2 separate regions of the Homo sapiens genome follow, and region 2 is linked to region 1. Evidence: chromatin contacts called from ENCODE Hi-C or POLR2A ChIA-PET data. All regions are on one chromosome and are shown on one strand. The core of a region is the stretch at or near the end of the contact, and the rest is flanking DNA. Distances in the headings are between cores, read along the strand shown.

What was found. A loop is a pair of places that touch in the nucleus more often than their neighbours do. ChIA-PET counts read pairs that join two places held with the same protein, here RNA polymerase II (POLR2A). Pooled maps may share reads with other maps.
Region 2: a loop to region 1 is called in a pooled map, with 2.4 times the contacts of the local background. The contact joins the enhancer-like site here to the promoter of RAB10 in region 1. A Hi-C loop is called at or near these places in 4 of 50 pooled maps. POLR2A ChIA-PET finds 5 or more read pairs at or near these places in 3 of 52 experiments (H1, MCF 10A and activated B cell).

What each region holds. Positions count from the first base shown.
Region 1 is chr2:26,031,653-26,037,404 of GRCh38, forward strand. It overlaps RAB10 (RAB10, member RAS oncogene family), which reads left to right and starts at 2,432. Exons shown (of 6, transcript NM_016131.5): 1 at 2,432-3,083. The coding sequence starts at 2,957. LOC124907743 (a long non-coding RNA gene) reads right to left here and starts at 2,097. Exons shown (of 2, transcript XR_007086249.1): 1 at 2,026-2,097; 2 at 759-1,009. RefSeq lists a silencer at 2,098-2,327 and an enhancer at 2,638-2,687.
Region 2 is chr2:26,266,756-26,272,738 of GRCh38, forward strand. HADHB (hydroxyacyl-CoA dehydrogenase trifunctional multienzyme complex subunit beta) reads left to right here. Exons shown (of 16, transcript NM_000183.3): 5 at 3,198-3,242. Among named protein-coding and RNA genes, the nearest start is that of HADHB, 25 kb to the left of the region's middle. Within about 2 kb of position 2,421, at least 3 of the 41 ENCODE cell types and tissues checked have a DNase peak (open chromatin) inside an H3K27ac peak, as active enhancers do.

The sequences.
Region 1 (5,752 bases), core at 1,182-3,681:
TCAAGCAATCCTCCCTCCTCAGCCTCCTGAATAGCTGGGACTACAGGTTCAGTCACTGTGCCCAGCTTAAAAACTTTCAAGACTTTTAAAATACTTTGTAACATTGAGGCTTGAGTTAATCTAACTTATTTTGAAAGGAATAATCAAGGTAACAAGATTTTCCTTCTGACGCTGAATTGACGACACACCTGTGCTGCACTGACCATCACTCACTTTGTGATTTGCATAGCTAGTCTATTTTAGAATTGTTATTATCATAAGGCATTCCCGACTACAGTCAGAATGATTCATAGAGGATAAGAAGGTTTAAGTGAGGCCAGGCGCAGTGGCTCTCACCTGTAATCCCAGCACTTTGGGAGGCTGAGGCGGATGGATCATCTGAGGTCAGGAGTTCAAGACCAGCCTGGCCAACATGGTGAAACCCCGTCTCTACTAAAAATATAAAAATTAGCCAGGCTTGGTGGCACACGCCTGTAATCCCAGCTACTAAGGAGGCTGAGGCAGGAGAATCACTTGAACCCGGAAGGGCTGCAGTAAGCCGAGATTGTGCCACTGCACTCCAGCATGGGTGGTAGAGTGAGAGTCTGTCTCAAAAAAAAAAAATGTTTAAGTGACAAGACTAGGAGCAATTGGAGAAAACAACTGAAGAGAAAGCTGTATTAGTGAAGACAAGTATCTTCGGTAAGGACGCTTTAGGGGTGGTTGAGAAGAAAGGAAAAATGTAAGACAGAAATATAAGACAGAAATGTAAGACGGAATTGCCTGAAAGTCTAACTTTAATTACATATCAAATACACATTTTGGTGATTTGGCGATCTTGGGGTGGTGTGTGTGAAAATGTAGTTTTTACTTCTCTATCCCTGTTTCTTGTTTTCCACATACTTCAGCGTTTTCCACTTTATCAGGTTGAACCAGCTCACCAGGTTCAACTCCTGTGCCATCACACCTAGGTGTGCTTTGAGGGATGGATGTCCCTGAGAATGGAAGGTCAGCAGCATGCATACTGCAACTACAGAAGGGTAGGAGAGAAAAAGGGTGGCGTAAACAGGACTGATGGGGAGAGAGAACAGAAGGTAAAGCAAATGCAAAGAAAATGCGAGGGCCCGGGCGCGGGGGCTAACGCCTGTAATCCCAGCACTTTGGGAGGCCGGGGCGGGCGGGTCACCTGTCAGGTGTTCGACACCAGCCTGACTAACAGGGTGAAACCCCGTCTCTACTAAATACAAAAAATTAGCCGGGCGTGGTAGCACATGCCTGTAATCCCAGCTACTTGGGAGGCCGAGGCAGGAGAATCACTTGAACCCAGGTGGTGGAGGTTGCAGTGAGCAGAGATTGTGCCATTGCACTCTAGCCTGGGCAACAAGAGCGAAACTCCATCTCAAAAAAAAAAAAAAAAAGAAAGAAAAGAAAAAAAGAAAAAGAAAATGCGAGGAAACGAGCGAAACTCCATCTCAAAAAAAAAAAAAAAAAAAAGAAAGAAAAGAAAAAAAGAAAAAGAAAATGCGAGGAAGCAGGCTGTGTCGGACTGGGAGTAGGCTTGACCACCTTTCAATTTTCAACCCAGTGGTACGACGCTGGCGGCAGGCAGAGGCCCCACCTCCTCTGCAGAGCGCTCTCGGGTTCTCCCGGATTCCTGAAGGACGGCAAAGGCCTGAAGCAGGTTCTCTGAGCACCGCACAGAACCCTCCACTTCGCAGGGAGGTTCTTCCTGCGCCCAGGTGTTCCTCAACCTTCCTCTCCTCGCCCAGGAAGAGGTTGTGAGGATTACCTCATCCCAACCCGAGCGGCGTGGCCAGCTTTTCCATCTCAAACTCTTGCTCTTGAAGTCAATCCGGATGGAGCGCTCATGTTTCCCCGTCAGGGCTGGCCCTGGAGAGGGGGCACGCCGGGAGGCGTCTCGTTCTAGCAAAGAGGCTATTAAATGACCCAGGGCGCGGCTTTTTCTCGCGTTTACGAGCTCCACCTACACGGGAACACATGGCCACCCAAGCCCGTCGCTGCGCCAAGACCTCCAGCTCAACACACCCGACAAGCGCTGTGCAGAGAAACCGCAGCGCAGTCCAGCGGGAGACCCCGGGAGGGGAAGGAGGTGCTGGGCTCTGTAAGGGTGTCCCGGGGAGCGGGGAGCGGGAGGCGGGAGGCGGGGGTCGGAGGGGGGGCGCTGCGCCTGCGCAGTCGCTAGGTAGCGTCTCCCCCGGGGCGTGCTCGTAACGCCGCGCACCCTATCAGGCGGCCACAGGGAGCGCGCCCGCGGCCTCGCCCTTTCTCGCCCCTCCCTTCTCCCCTCTGGGTCCAGCCTCAGACTGAGGCTTGGAGACAGGAGCATTCCACTCGCCACTTCGGCGCGCCCCCATGCCCTCTTGTGCGCGTGCGCAGAGGCGGACCGCAAGGCTAGGGCGTGAGGGAAGGGCGGGCGTACGCCCTTGCGTGCGTCTCAGGCAGCGCGCACGCCGGCGTGAGAGGGCACGGGGAAAAGGTGGCTCTGGCCGGGGTGGCTCGGTTTCCTGGGGCTATGTAACTGAGCTCGTCGACTTAGGGGTCCTTCTTCGCTGCCCTCGCCGCGTGCTAGCAGGGAGTTTCCGCTCGGGAGAGAGACTGTCCTCACGCCCGCTGCGCCTCCTCGACGGCAGAGCAGGCTTGCTCGCCCGTGGGAGCGTCCCGGCCGAGAAGCCCTGAGGGGGGAGGGGAGGCCATTTTGTCCCGACCGACTCCCCGGAACCGGGCGGACGGGCTGGGAGAGGCTGCGGAGCCGCGGTCGCCGCCCTCGGAGGCACTGGACGCCGCCACTGTCGGGGCTTCCTCAAAGCTGTTCGTAGGTCGCCCGCGCCGTCTCGAGCCTTTTTCCCACGCTTCCCCGGTCCTCCGGCCTGAGAACGCCCGAGTGAGGAGTTGGCCGTAGTGAGAGGGACCGATCCCTTGGGGCCGCCGGCGGCGAGAGCCCGAGCCGCTCCTCCCAATGGCGAAGAAGACGTACGACCTGCTTTTCAAGCTGCTCCTGATCGGGGATTCCGGAGTGGGGAAGACCTGCGTCCTTTTTCGTTTTTCGGATGATGCCTTCAATACTACCTTTATTTCCACCATAGGTAAGACCTGTGGGAGGACGGTGTACGGTCTCGGTAGCTGCATACCGTTTATTTTACTCCAGACATCTTGCTTCCCGTAATATACGCCTTTGTTTCAGTGATTCCGATTCCAAACGACACATCCAAGTTACTGTTTGAATCGGCATCGAGCTTACTGGGGCGGGGTCTTCCCATGATTTCCATCCGGTCTTTTGCTTTCGAGTCTCCCACTATGCTCAGTGCCTTCTGTTACAAAATATGCATCATTTAACCATGTTCCAGAACCTTATTTCTTCAGGCGACTGGACTGGCTTTTTCCACATTTGCGTGGAATTAGTAGATGTGTGATATTTTTAAGGTATTTATTTCAGTGGTTGCGATTGAAGCAGTACTAGCTATTTGGGAAAGGCCTGAATTTATACTTTGGGGCAAAGAAAAGATTCCATATGGTGATAACTTAGAGTAAACTTGAGGGTTTCTGAGAAGAATAATTAAGGTAAATTAGAAGGGAAGAGTGAGTTGCCCTCATTCACTAATCCATTGATGTGTCAAACAATCGGAGGCTCTTCGCGCTTGGGGTGGGACTCTGGCATATTTGCCTCAGTGCTTTTCGAGACATCAACAGAAGCAGTAATCTGAGGGAGATGATCAGTTTCTGTCCTCAAACCCAACGGAGTGAAGTCAAGCTCTCTCTTCTATTTTATTTGACTCTAGTATTTACAGGAAAGTATTTTGCCAGTCATAGCCCTATGGACTTATAATGCACTTTCACCATGTTTCAGAATTACTTAGTGTGGAAGTAAGAGCTAAAGAGTGACCTTTTTAATCGAATTTCCCGTTTAGGAAAGGAAAAGGGAAGGCTCTAGGAAAGTCCCTTTTGAATCTGGTTAGAAAATTTAAGTGGCATTGACGCTAATTGTGCTATATTAATTGTGAAACCCATCCGCTCCGCAATAAATTTCTTAAAAGACACATGGCTCTCAGCATTGTGGCGGTGCAGTTGAACCCATTTTTAAATGTACTTTTATATTGAGAGGCTTTTAAAAAGCAACGGCAGTCGTCTTTGAACTCTGGGAATTGTCAAAATTAAGCTGATTTGAAACAGTTTGTATAGCGTAACTGAAATATTTGGTTTGGGTTTTCTTTTGTGACAAATACCTGCTTCATTCTCACAAAAGAAATTATACTGAAATTAAATTGGACAAGTGATTTTTTAAATAGATTTTTATTTTGCTTACCTTTTTTGGGAGGCAAATTATCATAATCCTTATTTCCAGAGTATCATACTGTTTTCTTGGTCTGTCATAAATTTCATGAAACTTAGAGCTTGTTCTCTAACTTGTGGGTTAGAGAATACTAGCACTTAGCGCTAGCACTTCCCTAGCACTGTTTGCTTTTAACACTCCACTTTTAGCTGTAGCTGGCTAGGGTTAGGTGATCAGATGGGTCAGCAAATATTTATTGAGCACCTAATGCTGGGCACTGTTTTTAGGCACTGGGAATAAATGATGAACACAACAGACCCCTTGAGGAGCATTCCGGTGAGATAATCATAATAGTGTGGAAGATGCTACAATAGTAAGCACAGGGAGGAAGAGTGGCTAGTCTAAATCGTGAGGAGTTTGAGTAGGCTTACGTGGAGATGATACCTAAAATGAAGTCTGGGCCGGGCGCGGTGGCTCATGCCTGTAATCCCAGCACTTTGGGAGGCCTTGGCGGGCGGATCACAAGGTCGGGAGGTCAAGACCAGTTTGGCCAATATGGTGAAACCCCGTTTTTACTAAAAATACAAAAATTAGCTGGGCGTAGTGGCAGGCACCTGTAGTCCCAGCTACTCAGGAGGCTGAGGCAGGAGAATCACTTGAACCTGGGAGGCGGAGGTTGCAGTGAGCTGAGATTGTGCCACTGCACTCCAGCCTGGGCAACAAAGCCAGACTCCGTCTCAAAATAATAATAAATAAATGAAGTCTGAAGGACTAATAGGAATAGAGTCAGAGGGGTAGGATAGGGCCTTTCTGGAAAAGGGAGCATAGAACAAATGTATAGTAAGGTTGAGGATTTAATTCATGTGGTCAACTTTATTTATTTATTTTGAGACTGAGCCTCACTCTGTGGCCCAGGCTGGAGTGCAGTGGCGTGATCTCGGCCCACTGCAACCTCCGCCTCAGGGGTTCAAGCAATTCTGCCTCAGCTTCCTGAGTAGCAGAGACTACAGGTGCCCACCACCACACCTGGCTAATTTCTGTATTTTTAGTAGAGATGGTTTCACCATGTTGGTCAGGCTGGTCTTGACCTCAAGCAATCCACCGCCCCAGCCTCCCAAAGTGCTGGGATTACAGGCGTGAGCCACCACGCCTGGCTGTGTGGTCAACTTTAACCTATCCTTAGGAACAGTGTGGAGTAGGAAGCAAAACATTAACTCTGTCTACTCCAATCTTTTTGTAAAGGGTGCATGCCCCCAACTAAAACTCAATCCTGTAAGATAATGGTATAATCTTTTTGTAGCCCTTTTACTTGGGAAGATGTGTGATGATTTTGGATCAAGTCTGCTGGGTTGGAATCTTGTTTCCACAGGTTACTAGCTGTGCAACTTTGGCAGATTACTTAACCTCTGTCGGCTTCAGGCTCTTTAAGAGTGTTAAGGCTGGGCACGGTGGCTCACTCCTGTAATCCCAGCTCTTTGGGAGGCC
Region 2 (5,983 bases), core at 1,171-3,670, 240 kb after region 1:
TGTAATCCCAGCTACTTGGGAGGCTGAGGTGGGAGACTATCTTGAGCCCAGGAAGCACGTTGCACCACTGCACTCCAGCCCTCCAGCCTTGGTGATGGAGTGAGACACTCTCTCTCAAAAAAAAAAAAAAAAAAAAAAAGGATTGTAAATGATAAATAATTTATGGCTTAGGCATTTTCAAATTGACACATGACTTTTCCCCAAATAATTCTGTCCTAAATTTGAGGAAACTGGATTTACCTATGAAAAATTTGGAAAACTACTCATGGTTCTCCTGTGATTCTGAGTGAAAATGACAGTAAAAATATTTTGGAGTTTTTAAGTTTTAATTTTCAGGGACTTGAAGAATGAATCTTCTTATTTAATCCAATGATTAAATCTCTGACTTAAAAATAAAGAGAATTTATTTTTGATCTTTAAACAAACAAACAAATAAATAGAGTTCATACCCAGATCTTGGTTTCTAAATAGCAGTCTTCAATACAAAGAACCAGAGCTCCTTTGAAGAATGATTAGGGCTGAGCCAGAGAAAAGACAGGATGAGCAAGGAGAACTTGTAGTGCCGGAAAGCAAAGAAGTACTTAAAAAAAAGAGGGGTTCAGGGGGTCATGTCAAAAAGACACAGGTCTGACCTGCAGGAGCTACCGGTCACCAAAACTGCAATGATTTGAGCAATAAAATAAATTGCAATAGTATTGGAACATAACCCAAAGAATAAAACAAATGCCTACGAGTCTAATCTGATATAAATAAGTGAATAAATAAATACACATTGGGAGGCCAAGGTGAATGGATCGCTTGAGGTCAGGAGTTCGAGACCAGCCTGGCCAACATGGTGAAACCCCTTCTCTACTAAAAATACAAAAATTAGCTGGATTTGGTGGCAGGCGCCTATAATCCCAGCTACTCAGGAGGCTGAGGCAGGAGAATCGATTGAACCCGGGAGGCAGAGGTTGCGGTGAGCCGACATCGTGCCACTGCACTCCAGCCTGGGCAACAGAGTGAGACTCTGTCTCAAAAAAAAAAAAAAAAAAGAGTAAATAAATGAGAAAGAATGAACAAGTCTTCCTTACAGAAGAATTTTGATTAATAAATATAGGAGGACTGTGTACAGTGGTTCACACATGTAATCCCAGCACTTTGGGAGGCTGAGGTAGGAGGATTGCTTGAGGCCAGGAGTTCGAGACCGGCATGGACAAAGTGAGACTCCATCTCTGCAAAAACTAAAAATGAAAAATTAGCTGGGTGTGGTAGCAGACACCGGTAGTCCTACCTACAAGGGAGGCCGAAGTGGGAAGATTGCTTGAGCCCATGAGTTTGAGGCTGCAGTGACCTGTGATTGCACCACTGCATTCCAGTCTGAGTGACAGAGTGAGACCCTATCTCAAAAAATAAAAATAAATAAAGAATGAGAAAAATAACCATTAGAATACCACATAATACTTGCTGCGAGATCTACAAATGAATGCTAAAATTAGGTGAAATGCTAAGAAGAAACAGAATATTTGCATAGTCTCAGAGAATCTCCCCCAAAATATTTATCAATTACTATGATGATTTCGACATACGTCCGCAAAGTCTGTGTTATTCCTGCCACTGGAAGGTGGAACTTAATTCTCCCCTCAGAATGTGGGCTAGACTTAGTGACTCACTTCTAACAAATTGAGATAAGAAAGGAAAAAATAGTAACTTTATAGTGGAGTAAACTGGCAGACATCACTTGACCCAAATCATCACTTTAACATCACTGGTAGTAAGTCATGTTGATATCATGTGCCCCCTGATACGAAGCTAAGAGAAATACAGTTTACCTCTGTGATATTCTTCCCCTAAATCCATAACCCCAGTCTTCAAAAGTGTCAAGGTCATGAAAGACAAGGAAGACTGAGAAACTGTCACAAATTGGAGGAGACTGAGGAGGCATGACAACTAAATGCAACATGGTATCTTGGATTGAATCTTGGAACAGAAAAAGGACATTAGTGGAACAACTGGTGAGACTCAGATAGGTAGTAGCTTAGTGAATAGTATTGTGCCAATGTTCATTTCTTAGTTTTAATAAGTATATCATGGTTATGTAAGATGTCAGTATTAGAAAAAGCAGGGGAAGGCTGGGCGCGGTGACTCACGTCTGTAATCCCAGCACTTTGGGAGGCCAAGGCGGGCAAATCACCTGAGGTCAGGAGTTCAGGACCAGCGTGGCCAACATGGTGAAATCCCATCTCTACTAAAAATACAAAAAAATCAGCTGGGCGTGGTGGTGGGTGCCCGTAATCCCAGCTATTCGGGAAGCTGAGGCAGGAGAATTGCTTGAACCCTGGAGGTGGAGGTTGCAGTGAGCTGAGATTGCGCCATTGCACTTCAGCCTGGGCAACAAGAGCGAACCTCCGTCTTAAAAAAAAAAAAAAAACAGCAGGGGGAAAGAGGAACTCTGCTCTCTTTTTCCAATTCTTATTTATGTATTTACACAGGGTCTTGCTCTGCTGCCCAGACTGGAGTGCAGTGGTGTGATCCTAGCAGCCTCAAATTCATGGCCTTAAGCAGTCTTCTCACCTCAGCCTCCCAAGTAGCTAGGACTACAGATCCATGCCACCACGCCTGGCTAATTTTTAATATTTTTTGTAAGAGACAAGGTCTTGCTTGCTCTGTTACCCAGGCTGGTCTTGAACTCCTGGCCTCAAGTAGTCATATCACCTCAGCCTCCCAAAATGTTGGGATTCTAGGTGTGAGCCACCATGCTTGGCCTCTTTCCAATTCTTTGGTAAATCTCAAGTTACTTAAAAGCAAAAAGTTTCTTCAAAAGTCCTAATACATCACCTGTAGCCCTGTAGGCATTACAAAATAAATAAATAATATACTTTTAAAATAAAATGTTTAAAGGAAAAGAGACCTCAAAGGTGGGGCTTCACTTTAAAGAAAATTTAGCATATGTTATACTGAACATTAAGGTGTTGGACAACATTTTTGTTCGATTCTTAGCAAGCTCAGGAGGAGTTAAGGCTTGCTAGACTTTTAAGGATGACAAATAGCGAAGTCACACTATTTCTTCATTTGAAATGATGGACTGCCTTGGATAGTAAAGTTAAGTGTGTTTGTAGCAGCATGTGTTTGATGATCTCTGGGTATTTCAAATAGAATGAAAATTTTTCATTGAAGCTCTAGGGTTTTGGTTTAAATTACTGGTTTTCGTTCCCCAGATATAAAGACCTGATGCCACATGATTTGGCTAGAGCAGCGCTTACGTAAGTAAATGCAGTTTCATTTCCGTTCTTATTTCATTAAAGGCACTTTCTCCAGTTTTTACACATAAAATAGCAATTTGTTCTTATTTTAGCCATCTGTACTATACAAATTTAAGCAGCTTATGAATATTGTCAATCTTTATTTTGCAGGCCTAACAGTGTCTTAGCCTGACAGTATACTTTAATGCTACCTTAGCTAGCCACAGGACTCGATTGATCAGCCTAAACACAATACATATATTTGATGATTGCCTTAGGAACTTGTATAAGGGTAGCTGAACAGATTATGTAGATATTTACCTAGAAAGAAGCCTAAAAGACACCTGAAGATTCATGTGCAAACCAAGTAAAAATGTAAAATTAGATGTAGTTAAATAAGATTAGGCTGGATGAATAATTTGGTTGAGAATCATTAAATGTGTTGCTGTTTCATAACATGTAAGGCATTATCTCTTCATTTTCCACTGACACTTTGCCTTTGTGTCTTCAACCAGCCACAGTTCTTTCTTAGTTTGGAGAAACCCTTCAGTTGACCTTTCTGTCCATTCTAACTCTATGTTTGTTTTTTTTTTCTTCCTGCAATACCTCAAGCATGAGTGAAAGAGCAGTTGTTTCTGTTTCCTTATTATTAGTTTCCTCTGTCTAATTGTATAATCATTATTTCCATTTTCCCTTTGTTTTACAGAAACCATACTTTAGAATCTTCTCTTAATAATGGTTTTATGATTGCTCAATGTACTGATCCTTTCTCAGTCCTCTGTCTCTGTACTTTATAGCACTTGACACTGTAAGCTATAATCACCTCTCTTCTGTTGACTTCTTAGTAATATGCCTTTATGATTTTTCTTTTTCTTCTGTATCCTGACTGATTCTTCTGTAGCTTTTTTTTTTTTTTTTTTGAGACGGAGTCTCGCTCTGTCACCCAGGCTGGAGTGCAGTGGCGTGATTTCGGCTCACTGCAAGCTCTGCCTGCCGGGTTCACGCCATTCTCCTGCCTCAGCCTCCCGAGTACCTGGGACTACAGGCGCCTGCCACCATGCCCGGCTAATTTTTTTTTTCTTTTTTTTTTTTGTATTTTTAGTAGAGACGGGGTTTCACTGTGTTAGCCAGGATGGTGTCGATCTCCTGACCTCGTGATCCGCCCTCCTCGGCCTCCCAAAGTGCTGGGCTTACAGGTGTGAGCCACTGCGCCCGGCCGATTCTTCTCTAGCTTAAAAAAAAAAAACTGGGCCAAGCACGGTGGCTCACTCCTGTAATCCCAGCACTTTGGGAGGCTGAGGTGGGCAGATCACCTGAGGTCGGGAGTTCAAGACCAGCCTGACCAACATGGAGAAACCCCATCTCTACTAAAAATACAAAATTAGCTGGGCGTAGTAGCACATGCCTGTAATGCCAGCTACTTGGAAGGCTGAGGCAGGAGAATCCCTTGAACCTGGGAGGCAGAGGTTGCAGTGAGCCGAGATCACGCCATTGCACTCCAGCCTGGGCAACAAGAGCAAAACTCCGTCTCAAAAAATAAAAATAAAAAACCACACACACACACAACTGGATCTCTCCCTCTTTCTCTTTTTGAAAGGTGTTTTGCAAGTTTCATTCCTTAGAGCTTTGCATTTCTCTGTATGCATATTTTCCTTTAAAAATCTCATCTACTAGCTAGGCATGGTGTCTTACACCTATAATCCCAGCACTTTAGGAAACCAAGGCAGGAGGATCAAGGTAGGAGGATCTTTTGAGCCCAGGAGTTTGAGACCAGCCTAAGCAACATAGTAAGACTCCATCTCTACAAAAAAAAATTTTAAAAATTAGCCAACCAAGAGAATTCAGCTCAGGAGTTGAAGGTTGCAGTGAGCTATGATTCCACTACTAGACTCCAGGCAGGGCAATCGAGCAAGACTTTGTCTCAAAAAAAAAATTTTTTTTAAATTTTTAATTTATTTTTTTCTGTATGGAGTCTCACTCTGTCCAAGGCTGGAGTGCAGTTGCTTGATCATAGCTCACTGCAACCTCGAAGCCTCCCAGGTAACTGGGACTATAGGCGTAAGCCAATGTTTCTAACCCTCTTTTTAGTTTTTTTAATTGATAAAAAACTACAGATTTTACAGATTTTTATTTATTTATTTCATTGTAGCCAAGTTTAGTCATTACTCATTTTGAAGCTCAGCTTATTCCACATTTTATCTGGCACTCCTTCAAGTTGGCTCCTGTGTGCCTTTTGTTTTTTAGTATAATGCTGGTTGTTGATATATAATTTGCATGCAATAAAGTGCACAGATTTTAAGTGTATAGTTTGATGAGTTTTGACAAATGTATATACCCCGTGTTCCTGTTTTTGATATGGTCCCATTTGTCTTTTTTTTTTTTTTTTGACACAGAGTTTCGCTCTTGTTGCGCAAATTGGAGTGCAGTGGCACGATCTCGGCTCACTGCAGCCTCCGCCTCCCAGGTTCAAGCAATTCTCCTGCCTCAGCCTTCCGAGTAGCTGGAATTACAGGCACATGCCACCAGTCTTGGCTAATTTTTTTTGTATTTTTAGTAGAGACGGGGTTTTGCTGTGTTAGCCAGGCTGGTCTCGAACTCCTGTCCTCAAGTGATCCGCCTGCCTCGGCCTCCCAAAGTGCTAGGATTACAGGCTTAAACCACTGTGCCCGGCTGATATGGTCCCATTTGTCTTTGAGTGCTTCCTTACTTTTGGCACAAAAAAGATGGAAATTCACTTTGTACTTTCTTCTGGACCTGGTATC